2 separate regions of the Homo sapiens genome follow, and region 1 is linked to region 2. Evidence: read pairs that join two places in POLR2A ChIA-PET (ENCODE). Cell type or tissue: IMR-90. All regions are shown on one strand. Links, peaks and the distances in the headings refer to the core of each region. The heading gives the core; the rest is flanking DNA.

The links. Peaks named below come from ENCODE experiments on the same cell type or tissue, not always from the same donor. Only the 100,000 strongest peaks of a DNase experiment are listed, where the experiment ranks them.
Region 1: POLR2A ChIA-PET joins it to region 2 with 8 read pairs; 9 of 35 experiments call an interaction of 5 or more read pairs at or near these places.

Annotation. Positions count from the first base shown.
Region 1 is chr16:74,585,940-74,601,478 of GRCh38, reverse strand. All of the region lies in intron 1 of GLG1 (golgi glycoprotein 1), which reads left to right. Among named protein-coding and RNA genes, the nearest start is that of GLG1, 13 kb to the left of the region's middle. In IMR-90, for the core only: no CTCF peak of the experiment used is centred there; a DNase peak (open chromatin) is centred at 6,828.
Region 2 is chr16:74,683,029-74,698,567 of GRCh38, reverse strand. It overlaps MLKL (mixed lineage kinase domain like pseudokinase), which reads left to right. Exons shown (of 11, transcript NM_152649.4): 2 at 2,809-3,270; 3 at 6,152-6,226; 4 at 7,105-7,291; 5 at 12,985-13,082. The coding sequence starts at 2,811. Among named protein-coding and RNA genes, the nearest start is that of MLKL, 10 kb to the left of the region's middle. RefSeq lists a silencer at 4,104-4,273. In IMR-90, for the core only: no CTCF peak of the experiment used is centred there; no DNase peak of the experiment used is centred there.

The DNA.
Region 1 (15,539 bases), core at 3,298-11,297, 97 kb after region 2:
TCTCTGCTTCCTGATGTGTTAAATGAGTAGTTGGGGTATACTTTTTTTTTTTTTTAATTTTAAGAGAGACAAGGTCTTGCCGGGTTGCCCAGGTTGGTCTCTAACTCCTGAGCTCAACCGACCCACCCTCCTCTGCCTCCCGGATGCTGAGGTTACAGGCGGAGCCACCACACCCTGCCCCTACAGTACGGTTTCTAAGATCTCTGCTGTCTAACTTATATGAGTCGTTTCCTGTATATATTCTCTGGGTATGTATATATTGTAAAGTTTCTAGGATTATATATGTACCAGTTCCTGATTCCATATTCATTCATGGAGGGAATCAGTGACAATGAATAATTCAAACAGCAATTAATCCAAACATTGTTTGGCTTTAGGATATATTATGATTGTTTTGTTTGAGCCAATATGGAATTTCCTCCTATGCTGTCTGTCTGGTTGGAAGCAATCTAACCACATAATCAAGTCATTATTGATCTTCTATTATACACCTATCATTGTGGAAGGACACTAGTACTTTAAGACACCACCATTGCTTACAGTTGGTTTGATAAGTGAGATTGTTGTGATCGAGAAGCGATTATATAAGAGTGTTAATCACTTGATGTCATACAGATAGTAAATTATTTTAGGGCAGTGTAATAAGACAAAATTAGGATTTAGATTTGGGTGGAACACAGCTCTGCTATTCTTAGCTTGAAATTTCTGTCACTGTTTTTTTTTGTTTTTTTTTTTTTTTTTTTTTTTGAGGTGGAATCTTTCTCAGTCGCCCAGATTGGAGTGCAATGGCGTATTCTTGGCTCACTGCAACCTCTGCCTCCTGGGTTCAAGTGATTTTTCTGCCTCAGCCTCCCGAGTAGCTGGGACTGCAGACATGCGCTACCACACCCGGCTAATTTTTGTATTTTTAGTAAAACGGGGGTTTCGCCACACTGGCCAGGCTGGTCTTGAACCTCTGACCTCAAGTGATCTGCCTGTCTTGGCCTCCCAAAGTGCTAGGATTACAGGTGTAAACCAGTGCACCCGGCCTCTTTTCTTAAGCAAGGACTGTCTACTTTAGCTTTGTCCTTGTTCTTTTTTTTCTTTGAAAGTCTTACTCTATCTCCCAGGCTGGCTGGAGTGCAGTGGCATGATCATGGCTCACTGCAACCTCAAACTCCTGGGCTCAAGCTCTCCTCCCACTTCAGCCTCCCGAGTAGCTGGGACTATAGGTACACAACACCACTTAGCCTTGTTCTAAGCGGAAATATACGTGAACTCATGAATTTGATGTGGTAGGTATACTTCTCTAATATATATGAAACTAAATATATGACTATAAAATATAAGTACCAACACATACCACCTGAAATCATCTTGCATATTACCAATAGCACATGCTTCAGAAAGCACTAACACTGGATTATCTTTCTCTGTTGTTTTTTTGTTTTGTTTTGCTTTTGGTTAAGACGGAGTCTCGCACTGTCACCCAGGCTGGAGTGCAGTGGCGCGATCTCACCTCACTGCAACCTTTGTCTCCTGTATTCAAGCGATTCTCCTGGCTCCACCTCTCTAGTAGCAGGGATTACAGGCACCAGCCACCATGCCTGGCTAATTTTTTTTTTGTTTTTTTTTTGAGACAGAGTCTAGCTCTGTCACCCAGGCTGGAGTGCAGTGGCGCGATCTCGGCTCACTGCAAGCTCTACCTCCCGGGTTCACGCCATTCTCCTGCCTCAGCCTCCCGAGTAGCTGGGACTACAGGCGCCCACCACCATGCCCGGCTAATTTTTTGCATTTTTAGTAGAGACGGGGTTTCACCATGTTGGCCAGGATGGTCTCGATCTCCTGACCTCGTGATCTGCCCACCTCGGCCTCCGAAAGTGCTGAGATGACAGGCGTGAGCCACTGTGTCCGGCCGAGGCTTGGCTAATTTTTGTATTTTTAGTAGAGACGGGTTTTCACCATGTTGGCCAGGCTGGTCTTGAACTCCTGACCTCAGGTAATCCCACCCGCCTTGGCCTCCCAAAGTGGTGGGATTACAGGCGTGAGCCACCGCTCCTGGCCTTGGATTATCTCTTAAGATTCTTCCAGCTCCGGTGCTTTGTGATTTTGTGATCTGTGGGAATACAAAACGTGTGCAAGAGAGTCGTAGCACAGGTGGAAAGGGGAGATGCTTTGGGGAATTATTAAAGGGGCTGTATTGACCGAAATAGAGAACTTGAAAATGTTTTCAGTCCAGGTCATGAAGGGTCGTATATTCACCTCTAGCTGGTTCTCCAAGTAAAGTCCAGAAATGGGATGTTTTTATCCCTACCTCAGATAAAAATATTACAGCAGATAATTGAGAATTACCTGTAAAGTAGCATTGTCGTTTATGGCAAATACTTTTTAAGAAATCTCTTGATGAGAATGCTTTACAGTATATAGTTGCTTAATAATTCATTGTTCTGTAGAAGGAAATAAAATACTTGAACAGTCCAAAAGATGAAATGCTGTATTTCTCTTTTGTGCATTTCTCCTAATGTGTTCAAAACAAATTTACTCAGGAACAATAACAAAAATCTCCTCTTTATATAAGTTATATATATATATATTTATATATTTGTTGTTGTTGTTTTGAGGTGGAGTTTCGCTCTTGCTCAGGCTGGAGTGAAGTGGAATGATCTCGACTCACTGCAACCTCCACCTCTCGGGTTCAAGCCATTCTCCTGCCTCAGCCTCCCGAGTAGCTGGGATTATAGGCACTTGCCAGCACACCCGGCTAATTTTTGTAGAGACGAGGTTTCACCATGTTGACCAGGGTGGTCTCAAACTCCTGACCTCAGGCAATCCACCCACCTCAGTCTCCCAAAGTGTTGGGATTACAGACGTGAGCCACCGCGCCCGGCCTTATTTATATATTTTTAAAAGCAGCAGTTAAAATGGCTTATAGGCTATCATGTAAATTAATTTTTCTTCTTTCTTTTTTCTTTTTTTTTTTGAGATGGAGTCTCATTCTGTCACCAAGCTAGAGTGCAGTGGCGCGATCTCGGCTCACTGCAACCTCCACCTCCTGGGTTCAAGTGATTCTCCTTCCTCAGCCTCCCGAGTAGCTGGGACTACAGGCGCCCGCCACCACGCCCGGCTAATTTTTTGTATTTTTAGTAGAGACGGGGTTTCACCATGTTGGCCAGGATGGTCTTGATCTCTTGACCTCGTGATCCGCCCGCCTTGGCCTCCCAAAGTGCTGGGATTACAGGCGTGAGCCACCGCGCCCGACCAATTTTTCTTCTTTCAGCAAACATTTATTGAAACCTGTGTGCAAGACACTGCTCAGTGTTCAAGTATACTACTGCTACTTATAATGGTTAGCATTTACTGAGGGTTTTCTGTGTGCCCTGTTCTGAGGGACTGGATGCTTTCTAGGCGTTATCTCATTTAATCTTATGAGAGATGTTTTATTATTATCATTCTTATTGATTTTGTTTGTTTGATTTTGTTTTCGAGACAGAGTCTTGCTCTTGACGCCCAGGCTGGAGTGCAGTGGTGTGATCTCAGCTCACTGTAATCTCTGGCTCCCGGGTTCAAGCGATTCTCCTGCCTCAGCCTCATGAGTAGCTAGGACTACAGGTACACACCACCATGTCCAGCTTTTTTTTTTTTTTTTTTGAGGCAGTCTCACTTTGTCACCCAGGCTGGAGTGCAGTGGTGCGATCTCAGCTCACTGCAAGCTCCACCTCCCGGGTTCACGCCATTCTCCTGCTTCAGCCTCCCGAGTAGCTGGGACTACAGGCGCCCGCCACCATGCCCGGCTAATTTTTTGTATTTTTTAGTAGAGATGGGATTTCACTGTGTTAGTCAGGATGGTCTCAATCTCCTGACCTCGTTATCCGCCAGCTTCGGCCTCCCAAAGTGTTGGGATTACAGGCGTGAGCCACTGCGCCCGGCTAATTTTTGTTTTTTTAGTAGAGGCAGGATTTCGCCATGTTGGCTATGCTGGTCTTGAACTCCTGACCTCAGGTGATCTGCTTGCACCACCATCTATCACCGGAGCTTTTTTTTTCTTTTTTCTTTCTTTTTTTTTTTTTTTGAGATGGAGTCTCACTCTGTCATCCAGGCTGGAGGGCAGTGGCATGATGTCAGCTCACTGCAACCTCAGCCTCCCTGGTTCAAGCGATTCTCCTGCCTCAGCCTCCTGAGTAGCTGGGACTATAGGCGCACCCCACCACGCCCAGGTAATTTTTGTATTTTTACTAGAGACGGGGTTTCGCCATGTTGGACATGCTGGTCTTGATCTCTTGACCTGGTGATCCTCCCGCCTCGGCCTCCCAAAGTGCTGGGATTACAGGCGTGAGCCACTGTGCCTGGTGAGTTTTGTTTTGGGTTTTTTTTTTGTTTGTTTGAGACGAGGTCTCACTCTCTTGCCCAGGCTGCAGTGCAGTGGCATGATCATGATTCACTGCAGCCTCTGCCTCCCGAGCACGAGTGATCATCCCACCTCAGCCTCCTGAGTATCTCCTCCTTAGTAGTAACCATACTCGGTTAATTTTAAAAGTTGTTTTTTTTTGTAGAGATGAGGTCTCACTCTGTTGTCCAGGCTGGTCTCCAACTCCTGAGTTCAAGCAGTCCTCCTGCCTTGGCCTCCCAGAGTGCTGGAATTATAGGCATGTGCCACTGTACCCAGCCTATTACATCCTATTATTTTTAGTGAGAAAACTGATTCTAAATAGCTTGCCTCAGGGCTTGTAAGTAGTGGAATCAAGATTTGAAAACAAGTCAGTCCAGCTGTGTGATAGCTCATTTTCCCCCCTGTCCCTAAAGCATAAGTAACCTAGGACTGCACTGTCTACTGTGGTAGTCATCAGCCACGTGCAGCTAGTGAACAGTTGAAACATGGCCTGTTTGAATTGAGATGTGCTGTAAGTATAAAATACACATTTGATTTTGAAGATTTAGTACCAAAAGGATGCATAATATCACAATAATTTTTTTTTTGAGGTGGAGTCTCTTGTGGCCCAGGCTGGAGTGCAATGGCACGATCTTGGCTCACTGCAACCTCTGCCTCCCGAGTTCAAGCAATTCTCCTGCCTCAGCTTCCCGAGTAGCTGGGTTTACAGGCACACGCCACCACTTCTGGCTAATTTTTGTATTTTTAGTAGAGAAGGGGTTTGACCATGTTGGCCAGGCTTGTCTCGAACTGCTGACCTCAGGTGATCCACCTGCCTTAGCCCCCCAAAGTGCTGGGATTACAGGCATTAGCAACCACGCCCAGCCCACAATAAATTTTTTTTCTTTTTTTGAGACAGAGTCTCGCTCTGTTGCCCAGGCTGGAGGGCAGTGGCATGATCTCAAAATGTGTACACTTTGAAGGGGTAAATCCTCTGGGTAAAGGAATTAAGTTCTGCCAAATTTGGAATACTGCCTATCAAAGGAAAACTCCACTTTCACGTATAAGGGGCAACCTCTGCCTCTCAGGTTCGAGCAATTCTCCTGCCTCAGCCTCCCGAGTGGCTGCGACTATGGGCATGTGGCACCATGGCTGGCAAATTTTATATTTTTAATAGAGATGGGGTTTCGCCATGTTGGCCAGGCTGATCTCGAACTCCTGACCTCAGGTGATCCACCCGCCTTGGCCTCCCAAAGTGCTGGGATTACAAGCGTGAGCCACTGTACCTGGCCCAATAATTTTTATATTGTTTATGTCTTAAAAAAAATTTCGATATATTGGGTTAAATAATAAATTACAAAATCAATTTTACTTTTTAAAAATAAATGACTACTAGAAAACATAAAATTATGTATGTGTCTCACATACTTATGAATAGCACTGATCTAGAAGAAAAAGATATCTTTACTGAAAACCATAATACAAGTTTTAAAGTAATAAGTGTCATAAGAGAAGAATAAATTAAATGCTGTAGGCGTACAGTACAGGAAATGGTTGGGAGAATCAGAAAAAAAAGCCCTTCAGTACTTTCTTTTTTGAGACGGAGTCTTGCTCTGTCGCCCAGGCGGGAGTGCAGTGGCGCGATCTTGGCTCACTGCAAGCTCTGCCTCCTGGGTTCATGCCATTCTCCTGCCTCAGCCTCCAGAGTAGCTGGGACTACAGGCGCCCGCCACCACGACCGGCTAATTTTTTGTATGTTTAGTAGAGACCAGGTTTCAACGTGTTAGCCAGGATGGTCTCGATCTCCTGACCTTGTGATCTGCCTGCCTCGGCCTCCCAAAGTGCTGGGATTACAGGCGTGAGCCACCACACCCAGAGCCCTTCAGTACTTTTAATTCTTCTTAAATTGGTGGTTCATGTTAATTAAATTATTATTATTTTTTTTTGAGACGGATTCTTGCTCTGTTGCCCAGGCTAGATTGCAGTGGCGCGATCTCCGCTCACTGCAAGCTCCGCCTCCCGGGTTCATGCCGTTCTCCTGCCTCAGCCTCCTGAGTAGCTGGGACTACAGGCGTCTGCCACCACGCCGAGCTAATTTTTTGTATTTTTAGTAGAGACGAGGTTTCACTGTGTTAGCCAGGATGGTCTTGATCTCCTGACCTCGTGATCTGCCCACCTCTGCCTCCCAAAGTGTTGGGATTACAGGCGTGAGCCACCGCGCCGGCCTTAAATCAACATGGTTTGATTTGATAGGCAGTATTCCAAATTTGGCAGAACTTAATTCCTTTACCCAGAGGATTTACCCCTTCAAAGTGTACACATTTTGAGATCGTGCCACTGCCCTCCAGCCTGGGCAACAGAGTGAGAGTCTGTCTCAAAAACAAAACAAAACAAAAGCCTCCTAATCTTGTTCATGAGTAGATTTCATCTTCCGAATGCCTAATTTATGAGTTGTAAGGGGTGCTTTAGCTCCTTCCACTTGAGAACAATACTCTGATAAAACTGGAGGTCAGTTAGTGACTCATCTTATTTTGGTTGCCTTAGATAGATTTGAAACTTAAGAAAAGATCCTAAGTGATGGTCCTCAGAACTGTGCCAGTACTACCCTTTGTATCTGCATTAAAATAGAGTGTGAAGGAACAAGGAGTGTGGACTGGAATCTAAAAACAATGACTTAAGAGAACCAGGCATCTGTAGTCATTCAGCTTTAATAATTTTACTGAAATCAGAAAGTTTTGTTTGACTGAATGTGTGATATTTACAGGACCTGTACATTTTCCTATTAAAGGCTTGAATAACACCTATAATTCTTGATAGGGTGAATCATATTAAAAATGGGTGCTGACTTGAATCCTGGATCTATACACTTGTAAAATAAAACAAATTCTTAAAATAATTTTGTGTTTCTTTAAAAAATAAATGTGATAGGCTGGGCGCAGTGGCTCACACCTGTAATCCTAGCACTTTGGGAGGCTGAGGTGGGCAGATCACCTGAGGTCAGGGGTTCGAGACCAGCCTAGCTAACATGTCGAAATCCCGTCTCTCCTACCAATAAAAAAATTAGCCAGACATGGTGGCGCATGCCTGTAACCCCAGCTACTCAGGAGGGTGAGGCAGGAGAATTGCTTGAACCTGGGAGGCGGAGGTTGCAGTGAGCCAAGATCGTGCCATTGCACTCTAGCCTGGGCAACAGTGAGACTCTGTCTCAAAAAAATGACAACAAGAAAAAAATAAAAATGTTATACTTATTTAAAATCATAAGAATGATAAACAATGAAGTGAAATGGTAGATGAGTAAAATTAACCAGGAGAATAGGAATGTAAGTTCTACATCAATTGAAATACAAGTTTTAAACAAATGACAGCAAAAGAAATTATGTTAAAAATGCTCTGGTACCTGGCCAGGTGTGGTGGCTCACACCTGTAATCCCAGCACTTTGCGAGGCCGAGGCGGGCAGATCACCTGAGGTCAGGAGTTTGAGACCAGCCTGGCCAACGTGGTGAAACCCTGTCTCTACTAAAAATACAAAAATTAGCCAGGCATGGTCACACATGCCTGTAATCCCAGCTACTCAGGAGGCTGAGGCAGGAGAATCGCTTGAACCTGGGAGGTGGAGGTTGCAGTGAGCGGAGATCGCGTTATTGCACTCCAGCCTGGGTGACAAGAGTGAAATTCTGTCTCCAAAAAAAAAAAAAAAAAAAAGCTCTGGTACTTCACTTGTAATTTAGGTGTAAACTATAAAGACTGCCCTGCAAGTCATTTAACAGAACTCTCAAAATTCTTGCACTGGCCATATCAGCTCTGTAATGTGATAAATAGCATGAAGTGGACAGTAACTTCAACGATGCAGAAAGGGGTGTAATGGAGAATTTTAATCATTGACAAACGTAATGCCATCTGTTAATTAGTGCCATTGTCTGAGTCCATTTTGTGTTGCTATAACAGAATACCCAAGACTGGGTAATATATAAAGGAATATTTATTTGGCTCATGGTTCTGGAGGTTGGGAAGTCCAAGATTGAGAGGCCATATCTGGTGAGGGCCAGCTTGCTGCATCATCCCATGGCAGAATGTGGAAGGGCAAGAGAATGCAAGAGGGAGGGCGGGCTTGCACAAGGAATGTGCAGAACTCATCCTTTTATCAGAACCCCACTCCCAGGATCACGGAGATAAGGGCATTAATCCATTCATGAGACCAGTGCTCTCATGACCTAGTGAGCTCTTAAAGGTCCCATCTCTCAACACTTGTATTGGGGATTAAGTTTCCAACACATGAACTTTGGGGGACATATTCAAACGATAGCAGCCATTTGCTGAGGACACACCTATTATATATGAAATAAAATAAGAAGAGAGAAGGTCCTATAGTCATGTGAAGCTTGTGATGAGAGGAAAAGCATTGTGGTAAATGGAAAAATAGAATGGGCTTTGGAGCTGCAGTCCTGGATTCAAACCCTAGCTCACTTACCAGTTATTATGATGTTGGGCAAATTAATCTCTCAGACCTCCAGTTTTCTTATTTATAAATGGTCTTCCCTTTCCCCTTTGTTGTTATAGGTGAGATCATTCGAGATAATGCTTTTTGTTCGCTGCCTTAAGAGAAGTGTGAAATAAACTGGAATGCTTCACACCCTTTATATAATCCTTCCAGAGCTTCTTCCATAAAGCTTTGGAATAAGGTCAAGAACATTTATATAAACAGTCCGGGTGCAGTGGCTCTCAGCACTTGGGGAGGCCAAGGCGGGTGGATCACCTGATGTCAGGAATTCAAGAACAGCCTGGGCAACATGGGGGAAACCCTGTCTCTACTAAAAATACAAAAATCAGCAAGGTGTGGTGGCATGTGCCTATAATCCCAGCTACTCAGGAGGCTGAGGCAGGAGAATCGCTTGAACCCAGGAGGTGGAGTTTGCAGTGAGCCAAGATCGCTCTATTGCACTCCAACCTGGATGACAGAGCAAGACTCCATCTCAATCAATCAATCAATCAGTGAATAAATTACAGAAGGCCAGGCACAGTGGCCCACAGCCCAGCACTTTAGGCGGCCAAGGTGGCAGATTGCATAAGCCAGAGGTTTGAGACCAGTTTGGCAATACGGTGAGAGCCCAACTCTACATACATACATATATGCATGGTATTTAAATGTGTACACTATGAAGGGGTAAATCCTCTGGGTAAAGGAATTATGTTCTGCCAAATTTGGAATACTGCCTATCAAAGGAAAACTCTGCTCCCACGTATAAGGGGAAAAAGAATAGTTCAGAAGACTGCTTTTTTTCCCTGTATAAAACCAGATAAATTCAAAAATTACTGAAATTTTTCTGAAAGATGGTGACTTTTCAGAGGGAAAATAATATGTAAGGCCTTTTGCTCTCATATTTCCCAGGTTGGAACATTTCTCTGGCCTGTGAAACAGTCTGTGATACTAAGATATAAATACTAAACTTAGCCATACGTTAAGGACAGCGCAAAAAATTTTTGGTTTGTAAGTCTTCTTTTTTTTTCGAGACAGAGTCTTGCTCTGTCTCCCAGGCTGGAGTGCAGTGGTGCGATTTCGGCTCACTGCAAGCTCCGCCTCCCGGGTTCAGGCCATTCTCCTGCCTCAGCCTCCCACGTAGCTGGGACTACGGGCACCCGCCACCACGCAGAGCTATTTTTTTGTATTTTTAGTAGAGATGGGATTTCACCGTGTTAGCCAGGATGGTTTCGATCTCCTGACCTTGTGATCCACCTGCCTCAGCCTCCCAAAGTGCTGGGATTACAGGCGTGAGCCACCGTGCCAGGCCTTTATTTTTTTTTTTTGAGATGGAGTCTTGCTTTGTCACCCAGGCTGGAGTGCAGTGGCACGATGTTGGCTCACGGCAGCCTCCGCCTCCCGGGTTCAAGTGATTCTTCTGCGTCAGCCTCCTGAGTAGCTGGGACTACAGGTGCATGCCAAGACACCCAGCTAATTTTTGTATTTTTAGTAGAGACGGGGTTTCACCGTGTTGGCTAGGCTGGTCTCAAACTCCTGACCTCGTGATCCGCCCACCTTGGCCTCCCAAAGTGCTGGGATTACAGGTGTGAGCCACGGCATCCGGCCCTGTAAGTCTTCTTTCAGAAGTAACTAGGCAGCAGAGTTTTGAAATAGTTGAAAATCCACAACTTCATTTTCATATTTTTATATTTTAATTTTTTTTTTTTTTAACAAGAAAGGCCCTCCTTTGACACAATTTCATTTTAAAACTCTGAGTTTGGTAGGTTTGTTAGAACCTGACTTATGTGTATTGATAGCAGCTTTTAGTGTGTCTGGTGGTGGTGATGCTTTCCTTTTTTTTTTTCTTTTTTTTTTTTTTTTGAGACAGTTTCACTCTTGTTGCCCAGGCTGGAGTACAGTGGTGTGATCACGGCTCACTGCAGCCTCTGCCTCCCAGGTTCAAGTGATTCTCCTGCCTCAGCCTCCTGAGTAGCTGGGATTACAAGCATGTGGTGTCACCACGCCCGGCTAATTTCTTTTTTTTTTTTTTTTTTTGGAGACGGAGTCTCACTCAGTTGCCCAGGCTGGAGTGCAGTGGTGTAATCTCGGCTCACTGGAAGCTCCGCCTCCTGGATTCACGCCATTCTCCTGCCTCAGCCTTCTGAGTAGCTGGGACTACAGGCGCCCGCCACTACGCCTGGCTATTTTTTTTTGTATTTTTAGTAGAGACGGGGTTTCTCCATGTTGGTCAGGCTGGTCTCGAACTCCTGACTTCAGGTGATCCGCCTGCTTCGGCCTCCCAGAGTGCTGGGATTACAGGCGTGAGCCATGGCACCTGGCCTGAAACTTCTTATAATGGTAAAAAAAGAAAAATTATCGGCTAGGCACGGTGGCTCACGCTTGTAATCCCAGTATTTTGGGAGGCCGAGGTGGGCGGATCACGAGATCAGGAGATCAAGACCATCCTGGCTAACATGGTGAAATCCTGTCTCTACTAAAAAATACAAAAAACTTAGGTGGGTGTGGTGGCGTGCGCCTGTAGTCCCTACTACTTGGAAGGCTGAGGCAGGAGAATGGCATGAACCCTGGAGGCGGAGCTTGCAGAGATCGTGTCACTGCACTCCATCCAGCCTGGGCTACAGAGCTAGACTCCATCTCAAAAAAACAACAACAACAACAAAAGTGAAGTTTCAAGAATTTGTACTATCGGTATATTTTTATTATTTATTTATTTATTTATGAAACAGAATCTCACTCTGTCACCTAGGCTGGAGTGCATTGGCTGGATTTCAGCTCACTGCAACCTCTGCTTCCCGTGTTCAAGCAATTCTCCTGCCTCAGCCTCCTGAGCAGCTGGGACCACAGGCGTGTACCACCGTGCTCGGCCAAGAATTTTTACTATTGGTATACTTTCCTTTTCAACTTGAGAGTATATGTGAAATAGGAGAAATTAGAGCACTGAAAGCAGAAGTCAGAAGACATTGTTGTGTTTCCCTTCCTCTTGTGGAAATTCCCATTCTTTAGCCCAGATTCTCAGCCTGCTTGCCTCTGCTTCGCACTGGCTCCATACACATCTTGCTGCCCCACACCCGCAAATAAATAGTGTAGTGGTGTGGGCTTTTGGAGAGTACAGAGTTACAGCTTCAGAGTTTACAGGGCTTATATGTAAGTGTTATTTTTGGGAAAATATTTTATATCAGTGGTTTGGGAATTTGCTGCACCAAAATATTTCCCAGTGCCCTTCCCTCAGCACAGCCCGCTGCTTCTCTTCCCCTGCCAGCTAGGTCTGCTTTAGGCATTGTTTTCTTCCTTCATTTTTGTTAGATTGAATGAACTATAAGAAATTACCAATATTTCATCATATTTGACTTATAAAAACATTTTCATATGGTTTAACATAATTGTTCTTTTTTTTTTTTTGAGACAGAGAGTTTCACTCTTTCACCCAGGCTGGAGTGCAGTGGCGCAATCTTGGCTCACTGCAACCTCTGCCTCCTGGGTTCAAGTGATTCTCCTGCCTCAGCCTCTCGAGTAGCTGGGATTACAGGTGCACGCCACCACGCCCGTCTAATTTTTTGTTGTTGTTGTTGTTCTTTTTGTAGAGACGGGGTTTCACCATGTTGGCCAGGCTGGTCTCGAACTCCTGACTTGAAGTTATCCACCCCCCTCAGCCTCCCAAAGTGCTGGCATTACAAGCATGAGCCACCATGCCCGGCCACTCACCAAATACATTTGATTTAAAAAAAAAAAAGGATATTGGTCTAACAACCTTTTCCCTATTTGATTATTCTTAGTCAAGTTGCTATTTAGCTTTCAGTTTATGGAACCCTTTTAATCTTATTTGTAGCTCTTGATAACCATGTGTGGTAGATATGACAGATATGAGACTTATTTTACAGGTGAAAAACCACGAATCAGATAGATTTTTATTTGCCCAAGTCACATAATGTTAAGAACAGGCCAAGTGTGGTGGCTCATGTCTGTAATCCGAGCACTTTGGGAGGCTAAGGCGGGTGGATTTCCTGAGCCTAGGAGTTTGAGATCAGCCTGGGCAACATGGCGAAACCTCATCTCTACAAAACATACAAAAATTAGTCAGTGTGGTGGTGAGAGCCTGTAGTCCTGGCTACTTGTGAGGCTGAGGTGGGAGCATCACCTGAGCCTGGGAAGTCGAGGCTGCAGTGGCAACAGAATGGGTAACCTGGACATCAGAGTGAGACCCTGTCTCAAAAAAAAAGAAAGAAAGAAACAGAGCTTAAATTCAAATCCAAAAAGCTTAAATTCAAATCTTTTAAAATTCAAAGCCTCTGTCTTTCCATGTTACCACATTGCTTCTCTGTTATTTTTCACATTTACATAGATAACATATTTTCATGCTATTTTTTTTATATTTTTATGCCCCTACCATTTTTATTTAAATCCATCAACAAATATTTGATCACATACTATTTGCCCACTATTTCTTCAGACAGTTTTTTTGTCCCTCTTTCTCTCCTGGGCTCTAATCTTATGTAGGTTAAATTGATTGCTATTGTCCCACAAGTGGGCTCTGTTTTTAATCCCCCCACCAACGCTCCCCCTGTTTTTTTTCTCTCTGTGTTTCATTTTGGATAATTGCTATTGCTGATCTTCAGGTTCACTGATGTTTTCTTTTGTAGTTTTCAGTCAGCTATTAATACCATCCAGTGAATTTGTATTTTAAGTATATTTCACCTATAGACGTTTGATTTGGGTGTTTTATTTATATATTCGATTATCCATTATGTTCATGTTTTTCTTTACACCCTTTAGTGTACTTGCAATAGCTGTTTTTTTCTTTTTTGAAGCGGAGTCTCACTGTGTCGCCAGGCTGGAGTGCAGTGGTGTAGTCTCAGCTCACTGCAACCTCCGCCTCCCAGGTTCAAGTGATTCTCCTGCCTCAGCCTCCGGACTACAGGCACGTGCCACAATGCCCAGCTAATTTTTGTATTTTTAGTGGAGACGGGGTTTCACTGTGTTGGCCAGGATGGTCTTGATCTCTTGACCTCGTGATCGCCCACTTCGGCCTCCCGAAATGCTGGGATTACAGGCGTGAGCCACCGTGCCCAGCCGTAATAGCTGTTTGAGGTCCTCATGTGCTAATTCCATCATGTCTGTCATTTCTTGATCTTTTTCTATTGATTAAGTTTTGTTATTAGTCATATTCCTGCTTTACAAGTGTGGTAATTGTTTATTAGATTCAAGGGGATCCCTCCACAAATCTCCTGTGACCATTCTCAGTACAGAACTCTTTATTCTCACTCTTTCTTGGTTCCACTATTCAAATCTTTCAAATTCTAGCTGCTTTAGATACCCTAAAGTTTAATTTCTCTCCTCTTTTCAGCAAGACTATCCAATTCTGTTTGGGTTCCCTCTCCCTGTGTTGCAGCCGGGAAGCCACTTCCATACAGTAAGCTAGGTAATCATCGGCTCACCTGGTTTGTTGCCTTCTCTCAGGGATCATAGTTAATGCTGCCTGTTGTCCAGTGACTGAAGGTTACGTCATATATTGTGTCTCGTTCACAATGGGAGTAAGGGAGATAGTTTCCATAGTAGTTAATCCTCATGAGTGGAAGTAGAAATCATTACTTCTTGGATTTTAACTTCTGACATATTAAATGTGGGAAGGAATGGGGAGAATTTGTTAGAAAGAGAGATTAATGAGGCCAGGTGCGGTGGCTCACGCCTATAATCTCAGCACTTTGGTAGGCTGAGGCAGGCAGATCACCTGAGGTCAGGAGTTGAGACCAGACTGACGAACATGGTGAAACCCCATCTCTACTGATAATACAAAAATTAGCAGGGTGTGGTGGTGGGAGGCTGTAATCCCAGCTACTTGGTAGGCTGAGGCAGAATTGCTTGAACCCAGGAAGTGGAGGTTGCAGTTAGCTGAGATCACGCCACTGCACTCTAGCCTGGGCAACAATAGCGAGACTACATTTCAAAAAAAAAAAAATTAGAATTACAAATGTGTGTGTATTTTGATCCAAAGTTCTGACTTTATTAAAACAAAAAAATTAGCCAGGCGTGGTGGCAGGCTCCTGTAGTCCCAGCTGCTCTGGAGGCTGAGGTGAGAGGATTGTTTGAGCTGAGGAGATTGAGGCTGCAGTGAGTTATGATTGTGCCACTGCACTCCAGCTTGGGTGACAGAGCGAGACCCTGTCTCAAAAAAAAAATTATCTTTCCATTGCCCAATGGAAAAATATTTAAGCATGATATAATTTCATTGTGTGTCAAGGTGGTCAACTTGTCTTGTAATTGAGTTGAGCTAATAATAAGCCCTTTACCAGTGTACAAGATAAAAGATTTCCTTTCAGTTCATGTGCTAATTAGGACAAAACTAACTTCCATAAAAAACCCAAAAATATCAGTGGTTGAACACAAGAGAAGTTGTGGGGGACTGTGATGCAGTCATCTGGTGATCCAGAGACCCAGGTTCCTTTTATCTTGTGGTTCCATTCGTTTCCTAGGGCCTTGCCTTTGTTTTTGTTTTTGTTTTTTTCCTTATCAGCTCTTTCTAACTCATTGAGATGAAATTCACTTACCATAGGATTCACCCTGTTTACCACCTGTTCTTGTTTTTTTTTTTTTTTTCCGATACAGAGTCTTGCTCTGTTGTCCAGGCTAGAGTGCAGTGGTGTGATCTCGGCTCACTACAGCCTTTGCCTCCCGAGTTCAAGCAGTTCTCCTGCTTCGGCCCCCCAAGTAGCTGGGATTAC
Region 2 (15,539 bases), core at 3,834-11,833:
AGAAATGGCCTTGAAGATATCTGCTTAGCACGTGGGAATAGCTGGGTAGTCTGAGATCCACTAGTCTTTTTAGGAGTGCCCTAATAACTGTTACCTCCCTTGCCCAATCACTGTAACTCTCAGGCAACAAAAACACAACTATATCGATTGCTCATTTATTTAGTTTCACTTCTGCCAGTGCCTTACTCATGTTTTAAAGCCATACTTGGGCTCCAGGCCAATTATTTTCTCCAAGCTGCTAATTAATCCATAAACTGGCGATAATACTTAACCTACCTATTTCACTGAGCTGTTAAAAAAAAAAAAACTAACTTTGTTTTTTGTTGTCGTTTGTTAGTGGTGGTGGTGGTGGTGTTTTTGAGACACTGTCTCATTCTGTTGCCCATGCTGGAATGGAGTCAGTGGCACAATCATGGCTCACTGCAGCCTCGACCTCCCAGCCTCAATCAATTCTCCCTCCTCAGGCTCCAGAGTAGCTGGGACTACAGGCAAGCACCACCACATCCAGCAAATTTTTGTATTTTTTTGTAGAGACAGGGTTTCACCATGTTGCCCAGGCTGGTCTCGAACTCAGGCTCATACGATCCCCTGGCCTCAGCCTCACAAAGTGCTGGGATTACAGGTTTGAGTCATGACACCCTACCCTAACTTTATTTTAAATACTTTGAAAACTGGTTCCATGGCCTTGTGATTATTTGAATGCAACCTCCCTGAACCGCAGCATCTTCACTTTTCACCTGTTTGTTTTTTCGAGACAGGGTCTCTCTGTTTCCCTGGCTGGAGTGCAGTGGTGTCATCATAGCTCACTGCAGCCTCAACCTCCCAGGCTCAAGCGATTCTCCCGCCTCAGCCTCCTGAGTAGCTGGGACTACAGGTCCCAGCTAATTTTTGTATTTTTAGTAGAGATGGGTCTCGCTGTGTTGCCCAGAATGGAACTCCTGGCCTCAAGCAATCTTCCCACCTCTACCTCCCAAAATGTTGGGATTACGGGTATGAACTACTGTGCCCAGATGGTATCTTCATCTGTTAAATGAAAATAACCATGGAGAGCTGGGGGTTCCAAAGCACTTAGGATGTAGTAGGTGAATTGAGAGATCTAGTGTCATAATTATTATCATCATTCATTGCTGAACGCAGTCGGCTTCAGTTGCAAATAAAGCAAACATGATTCAAACTGCCTTAAACAATCAGGGAGGTTATTGGTTCATGAAACCTGCAGTTAGGGGATGGGGTACACTTCATGTCAGTTCAAACCAGTGGCTCAATGTTGTCATCAAAGACTCAGATTCTTTCTCCCTTTCCATTCTACCATGCTCAGGTTAGCCTCATTCCAAGCTTTAGGATCAGGGCTCTGTGCTTCCTCACTCATGTTCAGAGAAGAGAGAGAGGTTAAGAGTAGGAAGCTGGCACTGCAGCCTCAACCTCCTGGACTCAAGGAATCCTCCTATCTCAACTTCCCAGGTAGCTGAGACTACGGGTGTGTGCCACCACACCAGGCTAACTTATATATATAATATATATGTAATATTATATATATGTATTACTATATATATGTAATATTATATATATGTATTACTATATATGTAATATTACATATATATTACTATATATATGTAATATTATATATATTACTATATATATGTAATGTATTACATTTTTTTGAGATGGTGCAACCTCCACCCCCTGGGTTCAAGCAATTCTCCTGGCTTAGCCCTCCGAGTAGCTGGGATTACAGGCATGCACCACCACACCTAGCTAATTTTTGTATTTTTAGTAGAGACGGGGTTTCACCATGTTGGCCAGGCTGGTTTCCAACTCCTGACCTCAAGTGATCCGCCCACCTCAGCCTTCCAAAGTGCTGGGATTACTGGCGTGAGTCACCGCGCCCAGCCAATTTTATATTTTATTTATTTCATTTTATTTTATTTTATTTTTTTTATTTTTGTAGAGAAAGGGTCTCACTTTGCTGTCCAGACTGGTCTGGAACTCCTGGCCTCAAGCAATCCTCCTGTCTCTTCCTCTCAAAGTGCTGGGATTATCGGTGGGAGCCACCTCGCCCAGCTGCATTTTTCTTAAAGGACTGTAGGAAGAAACTGAACAATTTTTTGTAGGAAAAATGAAAGATAGTCCACATGTTTTAAAAAAAAACAGAAAGAAACATATTTATCTGTGGCAGTAAAGACTACCTCAGCTCACTTCACTCATTTGAATTACCCGCCTGGCCCCTGAAACCTCTATGCTTTAGCAGGATATATCTGTAATAGACGAAACTGATATAAACATATCAACCTGAAAATATTAACGGTTTACATGCAATACAAGTTTATTCCTTGATCACTTAACAGTCCATGACAGACGTTCCAGGTCTGTGGGCAGCTCTCCTCCAAGTGATTATCCAGGGACTCAGGACTCTTCTTGGGGCTCCACCACCCCAGGGCCGCTTCACCCCACGCATCCAGCCAACCAAGGGAGAGTGTGAGGAGGCGGCACAGCTGCCCCAGTCCGAAGTAGAGCAGGTCACATGCACTTAAACCCCATTGGTGAGAACTAGTCACATGGCCACATCAAGTTGCAAGGAAGGCTGGGAGATGTAGTTCCGGCTGGACCAGCTCTTCCCAGCTACAACTCTATTATTGTGCAAGGGCAGAACAGATTTTGGTGGGTAGCAAACCATCTCTATCTTGCATGAAAATGCTGGGGAGACCTCCTCAGGCATTTAAGTCACAGACCGCTTTGATTCTTTCTTAGCCAAGTAGTGAATATGCAGGAGATTTGGGGATTTCACCAAATTCCATTCATTTCTTCCAGGCATGGAAAATTTGAAGCATATTATCACCCTTGGCCAGGTCATCCACAAACGGTGTGAAGAGATGAAATACTGCAAGAAACAGTGCCGGCGCCTGGGCCACCGCGTCCTCGGCCTGATCAAGCCTCTGGAGATGCTCCAGGACCAAGGAAAGAGGAGCGTGCCCTCTGAGAAGTTAACCACAGCCATGAACCGCTTCAAGGCTGCCCTGGAGGAGGCTAATGGGGAGATAGAAAAGTTCAGCAATAGATCCAATATCTGCAGGTTTCTAACAGCAAGCCAGGACAAAATACTCTTCAAGGACGTGAACAGGAAGCTGAGTGATGTCTGGAAGGAGCTCTCGCTGTTACTTCAGGTTGAGCAACGCATGCCTGTTTCACCCATAAGCCAAGGAGCGTCCTGGGCACAGGAAGATCAGCAGGATGCAGACGAAGACAGGCGAGCTTTCCAGATGCTAAGAAGAGGCAAGCTGGGTCTTTGGTGGGGAGTGGGAGTGCAGTTGAATGCATTTTAGTCTCACTTTAATTTACCAAAGGAGCAGCAATGATGAAGTTTGAGCAGTTGTAATATACTTGTACCTCAAAACTCCTAGCTGGGCGCGATGGCTCTCGCCTGTAATCCCAGCACTTTGGGAGGCCGAGGCGGGCTGATCACTAGGTCAGGAGACTGAGACCATCCTGGCTAACACGGTGAAACCCCGTCTCTACTAAAAATACAAAAAATTAGCCGGGCATGGTGGCGGGCGCCTGTAGTCCCAGCTACTCGGGAGGCTGAGGCAGGAGAACAGCGTGAACCCGGGAGGCAGAGCTTGCAGTGAGCTGAGATCGCGCCACTGCACTCCAGCCTGGGCGACAGAGCGAGACTCTGCCTCAGAAAACAAACAAACAAACAAACAAACAAACAAAACTCCTAACATCCTTTGGCCCAGATATATGGTGGGGGCTGGTGAAATTTGGGCAAGCCAGCGTTGAAGAGGAGTTTTGTTTTGTTTTGTTTCATTTTTTGAGACAGGGTCTCTGTTGCACGGGCTAGAGGACGGCGGCACAATCATAGCTCACTGCAGCCTCAGGTTCAAGTGATCCTCCCACCTCAGGCTCCCGAGTGGCTGGTACTATAGGTGTGCACGCCACAATGCCCAGCTAATTTTTATTTTATTTTTTGTAGTTAGAGAGTCTCACTATGTTGCCCAGGCTGGTGTAGAACTCCTGGCCTCAAGTGATCCTCTTGCCTCAGCCTCCCAAAGTGCTGGGATTACAGGCACCTAGGAGGTCGAGGCTGCAGTGAGCCACGATTTCTCCATTGCACTGCAGCCTGGGCGACAGAGCGAGATCCTGTCTCCAAAAACAAAGGATGGAGGGGGCCGGCGTGAGAAGTAAATCTCCCTCCTTGACCTCAGGGGCCCCTGTTTCCCTTTCTGAGGACATGAGACCTTCAGTACTAAAACTGGGGAAGTCTGATGGAAACCATATAGACAAAATGATAATCTCATCCATTGTTGGTAGGATATTTGTGCAACCTTTATCAAAATCTGAGATACAATCACACAATCTACCAGTTTCTTGAATACCCTTCTGGAGATTTAAGTATATATATTTTATTGTTGTTGTCACACAGTCAGCATCATGCCAAGCACATTGTTCTATTTCTTCTTTTCTCATTAAATAATCTTAAATATCCTCCCATGTAAATATCCATTGAATTATATAGCTTGTTTTCCTACTTGGCATCTACCCTACTGTTTTGTTTTGTTTTATGATCATACTAGCAGCACACAAATTCAAAAACAACCCAATACATACACCCATCATTTTTTCCCATTTTTTGTGATAAAATATACATAACATAAAATTTACCATTTCGGCCAGGCGGGGTGGCTCACGCCTGTAATCCCAGCACTTTGGGAGGCCGAGGCGGGCGGATCATGAGGTCAGGAGATTGAGACCATCCTGGCTAACACGGTGAAACCCCGTCTCTACTGAAAATACAAAAAATTAGACGGGCGAGGTGGTGGGCGCCTGTAGTCCCAGCTACTCGGGAGGCTGAGGCGGGGGAATGGCGTGAACCCCGCGGGGCGGAGCCTGCAGTGAGCTGAGATCGCTCCACTGCACTCCAGCCTGGGCGACAGAGAGATTCCGTCTCAAAAAAAAAAAAAAAAAAATTTACCATTTCAACCATTTTTAGATGCCAGTTCAGTGGCATCAAGTATATTCACATGGTTCTGAAACCATCGCGACCATCCATCACCAGAACTTTTTTTTTCTTTTCTTTCTTTCTTTCTTTCTTTTTTCTTTTCTTTTTTTTTTTTTTTGAGACAGAGTCTTGCTGGAGTGCAGTGACACGATCTTGGCTCACTGCAACCTCTGCTTCCTGGGTTCAAGTGATTCTTGTGCCTCAGTCACCCCAGTAGTTGGGATTACAGGCATGTGCCACCACACCCGGCTAATTTTTGTATTTTTAGTAGAGACGGGGTTTCACTATCTCTACTGACCAGTTTGGCCAGGCTGGTCTCAAACTCCTGACCTCAAGTGATCTGCCTGACTCGGCCTCCCAAAGTGCTAGGATTACAGGCATGAGCCACCACGCCTGGCCTATTTCAAGATATCTTTATGAGAAATTCCCAGAAGTGGAATTGCTAGGTAAAATCACTAGGTCAAAGACTGTAGGCATTTCAAATTTTGATAGAAGTTGCACAGATATTACTTCTACCAACTATGCATGAGTTATCTGCTTCTCTATACTTTTCCCATAAGAGACTTTCCCACTTTTAGTAGTCAGGGTTTCATGTCCCCAGAGCTCCTCAGTCCTGGGCAGACAGGGATGGCTGACCACTGTAAATAGTGTGTTATAAATTTTCAAACATGTTTCTGAGTATATAAATCAGGATTGATTTGATTATGCTGTGGTTTAAAAAACAACAACTCAGTGTTCTAAAGAAACAAGTTTATTTCTCATTCAGGCAAAGTCCAGGGGACTCTCCAAGGTGAATGTCCTCCTTCCAGGATACTTTCAATAGTATAGCACTTCTGCGTTGACGCAAACTTTCCTCACTTCCAAAGCAGCCAGGTTGGAACCTTATGCAGAGTCAGTTAAATGCTCCCTCTGGGAAGTGACAGACATCTCTTTTCTTCATTTCTTAGCCAAAGCAAGTTACCCAGCCATGCTTTAATGCATTTCCTATGTGCTCAGAAGTAGAAATCTGAATATTGGTGATCAGTAGTAATCCCTACCATAATGAATATGATAGGTAAAAAATGATATCTCAACAGTTTTAATTAGCATTTTAGTTTTGATTGGCGTGTGATTTTAATATCTATTTTGAGCATATACTGCCCTTTTTTCCTGCAGATAATGAAAAAATAGAAGCTTCACTGAGACGATTAGAAATCAACATGAAAGAAATCAAGGAAACTTTGAGGCAGTGTAAGTTATCATGTGCCCTGCTGTTTCTGATGGCCCCCAAACTAGAAGTCATCAGTTTACTGGGACCCCAGCCTCCCGCTACCCCTGCATTTGTCCATTTTCTGTGCTGGATGGCTGGAAGCAGCCCACAGGTTTGGGGATCCATTCATGGCTAGCCCAGGCTTCTGTCCATGGAATAACATGTGGAGAGAGCTTCTTGACCAGTAAGATACCTTCTAGCAGCTGTCAAAGTACTTAAAAACCTCTATGAATAGAATCAAAGCTTCAGTTCAGTTGCTGAATTTCCAAGAAGAAATTCAAATCAAATTTAAAATGCCCACTCATTCATTCATTCAACAAAACTGTGAGTATCTGGTTTATGCCAGAGGCCATGCAAAGAGGTAACTAAGATGCAGAGAAGGACACTGCCTTCCAGGAGCTCACGGGGTGGAGGAGGAAAGAGGAAAGACAGACAGTGAACACACAACAGCAAGGTTACTGAGCTTGAACTATGTCCCTAACTACTAGATCTGAAATGACTACGCCAGATGCCAGATGCTCAAGTGCCAAGCTCTGGGTAACAGGAATAGACATCCTTCCAGGATGAGAGAGATGAGTCTGGATGAGGGTTAAGGCTGGAGGGACAGGCGGGATTTGAAGAGGAGGGAAAGGAAGTGGATGACACATTCTGTTAACTGTCCAGCTGTGTCTCTACTGGTCACTCAGAGGCACGGGAGCCGCTCCCTTGGGCTGAGTCCATCAGAAGCCCCAGCCACCACCAGCTCTGGTTCATGTAGTAGAGCTTCCCACTCACACATCACAAATATGCCACCTCCCTTAGGACCCCTTCCTCTGCTCATTGACTCTTTTGTCTTCTTTCCTCTCGGGGGTGAGGTCAGATTTACCACCAAAATGCATGCAGGAGATCCCGCAAGAGCAAATCAAGGAGATCAAGAAGGAGCAGCTTTCAGGATCCCCGTGGATTCTGCTAAGGGAAAATGAAGTCAGCACACTTTATAAAGGAGAATACCACAGAGCTCCAGTGGCCATAAAAGTATTCAAAAAACTCCAGGCTGGCAGCATTGCGTAAGTTGTTTTGTGTGGTTCTCTCGTGTGTACCAATACTTACTCTAACTCTCCAAGGAGAGAGGGATATCGTCTCCATTTTTAGATGAGGAAGCCTGGGCCCTAAAGGGTTAAATTATGTGCTCTCCACTGTTAAGGAGCAGAGTCTTGACTTAAATACATCTTTCCACCTCAGTTCTAGGTCTTCTCTCCTTTGTCCACATATATATTTAAAAAAAAAAAACAACTTTCCCTTCCAACCTTGTTTCCCAGTTGCTCATCCCCTCCACAGACAGTAGTTCTAGTGTGTTTTGTTTGTATGTGTTCTTGTAAAATGTATGCATACATTTTTCATGTTCACAACTGGTAGAGTTACGTGTCTGTTGCCTCCTTTCCTCACTTTTTTCACTCAACATCATGAAACGTGTTCCATATCTGGACTCCTTAATTTCTGTCTGCCATCCATGGTGAAGATCCACATTTTGCCTTTTTTTTTTTTTTTTTTTTTTTTTTTTTGAGACAAGGTCTCACTCTGTTGTCCAGGCTGGAGTGCAGTGGTGAGATCATAGCTCATTGCAGCCTTAACCTCCTGGGCTCCAGCAATCCTCACACCTCAGCCTCCCAAGTAGCTGGGACTGCAGGTGTGCACCACCATTCTTGTCTAATATTTAAATTTTTTGTAGAGACAGGGACCCACTGTGCTGCCCAGGCTTGTCTGGAACTCCTGGACTCAAGCGCCTTCTGCCTCAGCCTTCCAAAATGTTGGGATAACAGGCGTGAGCCATATATTTTGTCTCTTTTTTTTTCCAGTGATGGAACCTAGTCAGCTTCCAACTTTTCCCCACCAAAAAGATGCCATACTTAGTTTCCCTTTAGGGACCTGTATAAGAATCCTTCAGGATATAGCACCAGGAGAGAAAATGATGGGCCATGGGATATGTGTATATTAAGTGACTAAGTACTACCAGGCAACTCTTCAGAACAGTGTCTATGCCTACACTCCCACAAGCAACCTCACCAACCCTTAGTGTTATCCAGCTTTCTGATTACTTTCATCTTTATAGTTATAAAGTGATCAATATCTTGTAGTTATTTGAACTTGCATTTCTGTTTTTACTAATGAATTCAAGCCCTTATTTACATGTTTTAGTTATTTGGGTTTTCTCTTCCATAAATTGCCTGTTCATATCCTCTGCCCTTTTTTCCATCACGGTTGCTGCTTTTGTCTTGTCTGTTTGTAAATCTTTGTATATTGTGGAAATAAAGCACTTGTCAGCTTTAGACATTGCAAGCTTTTTATTTGTGCTCTGGAGGTGTCCTGCTCCACCTCTAGATCTTAAAGGCATTCTATATTTTCCTCTCTTAACTTTCCAGTTTTATTTTTTATATTTAGGTTTTAATCCTACTAGAATCCACCTTTGTATGTGACGTTATGTAGGGTCAACTTTTATTTTTAGCCACATAGTAAGTCAGTTTTCTCTATACCATCTATTAAGTCGTCTGTCTTTTCCCTGTTGATTTGTGGTACCATATTTATTGTATATTAAGTTTTTATATAGACATAGATCTGACTCTGATCTGTCTAATCTTTCCCACTGATCAATTTGTCTGTTTTTGTACCAGTAACACACTGTTACTGTTTTTTTCATATGACTTTGCAGTAAATTTCGATATCTGGTAAAGAACTTCCTCCTCTTGATTCTTCTTTTTCAGGTTGACTTAGCTGAATAAATATCAAAGAAAGTTTTATCACACTCCTCAAAATACACATCAAGATTTTCATTGAGACTGTATTTTTAACAGTTTTATTGAGATATATTTTACATACCGTAAGATTTACCTATTTAAAATGTACAATTTAATGGCTTTAAATATATTTACAGGCCAGGTGCAGTGGCTCACGCCTGTAATCCCAGCACTTTGGGAGGCCAAGGAGGGCAGATCACCTGAGGTCAGGAGTTCAAGACCAGCCTGGCCAACATGGTGAAACCCCGTCTCTACTAAAAAATACAAAAATTAGCTGGGCATGGTGGCATGAGCCTATAATCCCAGCTACTTGGGAGGCTGAGGCAGGAGAATCACTTGAACCTTGGAGGCCAAGGTTGCAGTGAGCTGAGATCGTGCCACTGCACTCCAGCCTGGGTAACAGAGCAAGACTCCAACAAAAAAAAAAAAGAAAAAAAAAAGAAAAAAGGAAGGAAGGAAGGAGAAACCCTATACCCACTAGCAGTCATTCCTCTTTCACCCCTATCACCACCATCCTGAGCCCAGGCAACAGTCCTACCTTCTGTCTCTATAGATTTGCCTTTTCTGAATCTTCAATGTAAATGGAATAATACAATATGTGGCCTGTTGAGTCTGGCTTCTTTCACTTAGCATGATATTTTCAAGGTTCATCTATATTATAGCAAGTATCATTTCTTCATTCCTTTTTATGGCTGAATGATAGTCTGTTGTATGGATATCCTACTTATCCATTAATCAATTGAAGGACCTTGTGTTTTTTCCACTTTTTGATTATTATGAATAATGTTTCTGTGTACATTCATGTACAGGTTTTGGGGGTTTTTTGTTTTGTTCTGTTTGAGATGGAGTCTTGCTCTGTCACCCAGGCTGGAGTGTAGTGGTGTGATATCAGTCACTGCAACCTCCATCTCCTAGGTTCAAGCAATTCTCATGCCTCAGCCTCCCGAGTAGCTGGAACTACAGGCATGCACCACCAGGCCCAGTTAATTTTTGTATTTTTAGTGGTGACAGGGTTTCACCATGTTGGCCAGGCTGGTCTGAAACTCCTAACCTCAAGCAATCCACCCACCTTGGCCTCCCAAACTGCTGGGATTACAGGCTTGAGCCACTGCACCTGGCCCTCCTGTGTTTTCTTCTAAGAGTTTATAGTTTTTGGCTCTTATATTTAGGTTTCCGAAGTTAGAGTTAATTTTGGTGTATTGTATAAGGTAGTCATTCAACTTCATTTTTCTGCATGTTGATATTCACATGTCCCAGAGCCATTTGTTTAAAAGACTGTGCTGGCCTGGCACTGCAGCTCACATCTGTAATCCTAGCACTTTGGGAGGCCGAGGCAGGTGGATCACTTGAGGTCAGGAGTTTGAGACCAGCCTAGCCAACATGGCGAAACCCCATCTCCACTAAAAATACAAAAATTAGCCGGGCGTTGGCTGGGCGCAGTGGCTCACGACTGTAATCCTAGCACTTTGGGAGGCCAGGGCGGGCAGATCACCAGGTCAGGAGATCAAGACCATCCTGGCTAATATGGTGAAACCCGTCTCTACTAAAAATACAAAAAATTAGCCAGGTGTGGTGGCGGGCACCTGTAGTCCCAGCTACTCAGGAGGCTGAGGCAGGAGAATGGTGTGAACCTGAGAGGCAGAGCTTGCAGTGACCTGAGATCACGCCACTGCACTCCAGCCTGCTTGACAGAGCAAGACTCCATCGCAAAAAAAAATAGCCAGGCGTGGTGGCAGGCACCTGTAGTCCCAGCTACTTGGGAGGCTGAGGCAGTAGAATCTCTTGAACCCAGAAGGCAGGTATTGCAGTGAGCAGAAATTGCATCGCTGCACTCCAGCCTGGGTGACAGAGCAAGTTCCAAAAAAAAAAACTGTGAAAAATCAACTGGCTTTATATGTATGAGTTTATTTCCGGACCCCCAATTCTATTCCATTGATCTGTTTGTCTAGTCTTATGATAGCACTATACTGTCTTCATTACTGTAACCTTGTGATAAGTTTTGAAATTGAGAAGTATAAGTCTTCCAGCTTTGTTCTTCTTTTGCAAGACTGTCTTGGCTATCCTGAATTCCTTTCATTTCCACACAAATTTTAGGAATATCTTGTCAATTTCAGTTTTTGTTTTTGCTTTTTTTTTTTAAGCCAACTACAAATCGGGTAAGGATTGCATTGAACCTGTAGGTCAATTTGGAAAATGTTACCATCTTAATGGTATAAAGTCTTCCTATTCAAGAACATGGGACGTGTTTCCATTTATTTAGATCTTTTAAAATTTCTTGCTGGGTGCAGTGAGTTATGCCTATAATCCCAGCACTTTGGGAGGCTGAGGCAGGAGGATCACCTGAGGTCAGGAGTTCGAGACTAGTCTGGCCAACATGGTGAAACCCCGCCTCTACTATAAATACAAAAATTAGCCGGGCATGGTAGCAAGCGCCTGTAATCCCAGCTATTCGGGAGGCTGAGGCAGGAGAATTGCTTGAACCCAGGAGGCAGAGGTTGCAGTGAGCCGAGATCATGCCATTGCACTCAGCCTGGGCGACAAAAGTGAGGCTCCATCTCAAAAAACAAACAAACAAAACAAAACAAAATTCTTTCAACAATTTAGGTACAAAATTTTCAGGGTGAGACTTGCACTTCTTTTGTAAATTTATTCCTAAGTATTTTATTCTCTTTATGCTATTGGAAATGAAAATTTTTAATTTAATCTTTTGATTGTTAATTGCTAGCAGATAGAAATACAATTGATTTTTATAGGCTCTGAACCTGCCCTGATTCTCTGACAGACCTTGGACAAGCCTCCTTTGCCCTTTGAGTCTAAGACTCAGAGTGAATGAACAGATTGGATTGAGTTGGTGGTTCCAGTGATCCTCTTTAATAATTTACCTGCCTACATTTTTTAAGGCCCACGTTTTGGAAGGAATTTTGGTTATAAGATTTCACTTAATAAATATCTTTTTTTGTGTGTGTGTGGAGACGTAGTCTCGTTCTGTCACCCAGGCTGGAGTGCAATGGTGTGATCTCGGCTCACTGCAAGCTCCACCTCCTGGGTTCACGCCGTTCTCCTGCCTCAGCCTCCCAAGTAGCTGGGGCTACAGGCGCCCGCCACCACACCCAGCTAATTTTTTTGTATTTTTAGTAGAGACGGGGTTTCACCATGTTCGGCAGGATTGTCTCGAACTCCTGACCTTGTGATCCACCTGCCTCGGCCTCCCAAAGTGCTGGGATTACAGGCATGAGCCACCACGCCCGGCCTAGTATCATTATTTTTATTCATCAAAGACACACACCACGGGCTGGGCACGGTGACTCACACCTGAAATCCCAGCACTTTGGGAGGCGTAGGCAGGCAAATCACTTGAGGCCAGGAGTTTGACACCAGCCTGGCCAACATGGTGAAATCATGTCTCTGCAAAAAAAATACAAAAATTAGCCAAGCATGGTGGCACGCACCTGTAGTTCCAGCTACTCAGGTGGCTGAGGCATGAGAATTGCTTCAACCTGGGAGGTGGAGGCTGCAGTGAGCCAAGATCGCACCACTGCACTCCAGCCTGGGTGACAAAGCAAGACCCTGTCTCCAAAAAAAAAAAAAAGACACACACCACAATCTGTCAGAGTATATGCTAAACAACAGGTTACAGCCTAAAAACAGTAACAAATACTTGACTTTTTAGTTTGCCTAGTAAAGCCCTGTAGGTCATAAAAATACAATTCTATCAGACTATTTGAACTACTGAAAAGATATTAGCAAGTCCCATTAATATCTGACAGACCCCGAGGGACTAATTGTGCTGCCACAGGCACCTGAGGGGTTCCACATGTTGTTATCAGTAGCTGAGTTCATCCTGGCACCAGTTCTCACCCCAGATGCTGATACCCCCGCCCCCACATACACAGAGGGTCACCACACTGAATGTTCTCTAAGGAACCTTCCAGTTCTGAAATCCTGATTTCTCTCTTTAATCCTTATAGAATAGTGAGGCAGACTTTCAATAAGGAGATCAAAACCATGAAGAAATTCGAATCTCCCAACATCCTGCGTATATTTGGGATTTGCATTGATGAAACAGGTAAGGAATGCTTCTAGGATTGGTCAAGCTTTGGATGGCCTAGAACACACCTCCTGTGTTTTAATGTGTTGCATTTTTTTAAAGAACATCACAAAGGGTGGAATCCACAAAGTGTGATTATTATCAATGTTAATTTTTTTTTTTTCATCCCAAGATGCATGTTCTCATCTTCTTTCAGGAGGGCAGGGCTGAAGGCTGAGGGGTGGTTTGCACTAACATGGCCACATCTTCTCCTTTCAGCCCACTGGGAAATAAGGGGGTGCATGTTTAGATGCCAGCCTGGAAGAGGGGTGCATCTTGTTGCTCTAAAACATTATAAAGCTGCCAGGTGCAGTGGCTCACACCTGTAATCCCAGCACTTTGGTAAGCCGAGACAGGCAGGTCACTTGAGGTCAGGAGTTCAAGACCAGCCCAGCCAACATGGTGAAACCCCATCTCTACTAAAATACAAAAATTAGCTGGGTCTGGTGGCAGGCATCTGTAGTCCCAGCTACTCGGGAGGCTGAGGTGGGAGAATTGCTTGAACCTGGGAAGCGGAGGTTGCAGTGAGCTGAGGGTGCACCATTGCATTCCAGCCTGGGCAACAGAGCAAGACTCCGTCTCAAAAATAAAAATAAATTATAAAGCTGTCTGACCCAAAGAAGGAAAACACCCTTGGTCATCATTAGTATAGAACAAATCTAAAAGCAAAATTAACTTACCTGGCCAGGCGCTGTGGCTCAGCAGCACTTAGGGAGGCTGAGGTGGGTGGATCACAAGGTCAGGAGCTTGAGACCGTCCTGGCCAACATGATGAAACCCCGTCTCTACTAAAAATACAAAAAATTAGCCGGATGTGGTGGCACATGCCTCTAGTCCCAGCTACTCGGGAGGCTGAGGCAGGAGAATTGCTTGAACCTGGGAGGCGGAGTTTGCAGTGAGCCGAGATCATGCCACTGCACTCCAGCCTGGGTGACAGAGTGAGACTCTGTCTCAAACAAACAAAAAAAAAAACCATTACTTTACCCCTCTACCAAGAGCCTTATGTGACAGGCTCTTTTTTTTTTTTTTTTTTTCTTTTTTTCCCAATGTGACTGCATTTTCTCTCATGGAATGACCCCTCCTGCTGGTCATGTTTTGCTGCCGTCTTGCCTAGAGATTGGACAGAGCAACTCCTGTCTTATCCCCTTTGGAAGTTGCTCCACAGCCTCAGGCCAACTTGATTTCAGAGTGTGGAATCCCAATCTAAAGGGAAACGTAGGCCAGGCACGGTGGCTCACATCTGTAATCCCAGCACTTTGGGAGGCCAAGGTAGGTGGATCACCTGAGGTCAGGAGTTTGAGACCAGCCTGGCCAACATGATAAAACCCTGTCTCTACTAAAAATATAAAAATTAACTGGGCGTGGTGGTGGGTGCCTGTAGTCCCAGCTACTCGGGAGGCTGAGGCAGGAGAATTGCGTGAACCTGGGAGGCGGAGGTTGCAGTGAGCCAATATCATGCCACTGCACTCCAGCCTGGGTGACAGAGCTAGACTCTGTCTCAAAAAAATTAAAAAATAAAAAATAAAGACAAATGTTCAGCAACGTTTGTTCTCCTTGGGGACCGCTGAGGTGCCTGGCTCAGTCACATGTCAGTTTTGCAGCTCAGGCCCATGAATGGGGAAGTCGACTTCTTGTCTGAGTCCTCACCCGCCCCTGCCATGTGTGCCCTACTCATTCCTCCCACACAGATGTACGAAGCTTCTTGTGAGCACCCATGTGAACAAGACAGACACATTTCCTGCCTTCTTGGGAATCCAGTTGAGTGAGGAAGACATTCGCCAAATAACTGCTCAAGAAAATTTTGAATTATACCAAGAAAGGGAGATAGAAGTTAAAAAAGAAAAAGAAAAAGAATTTTTTTTTTTTTTTTTTGAGACAGAGTCTCATTCTGTCACTCAGGCTGGAGTGCGGTGGTACAATATGCTTACTGCAGCTTCCACCTCCGAGGTTCAAGCAATTCTCCTGCCTCAGCCTCCCTAATAGCTGGGACTACAGGCATGTCCCACCACACCTGGCTAATTTTTGCATTTTTCATAGAGACGAGGTTTCATCATGTTGGCCAGGCTGGTCTCGAACTCCTGGCCTCAAGTGATCCACCAGCCTCAGCCTCCCAAAGAGCCAGGATTACAGGCGTGAGTCACCACACCTGGCAGAACATTTTTTTTTTTTTTTTGAGATGTAGTGTCACTCTGTTGCCCAGGCTGGAGTGCAGTGGTGCAATCTCTGCCACGCAGCTTCAAGTGATTCTCCTGCCTCAGCCTCCCAAGTAGATGGGATTACACGCACCTGCCACCACACCCAGCTAATTTTTGTATTTTTAGTAGAGACATGGTTTCACCACGTAGGCCAGGCTGATCTCAAACTCCTGACCTTGTGTTCCACCCACATTGGTCTCCCAAAGTGCTGGGATTACAGGCATGAGCCAACGCACCCAGCC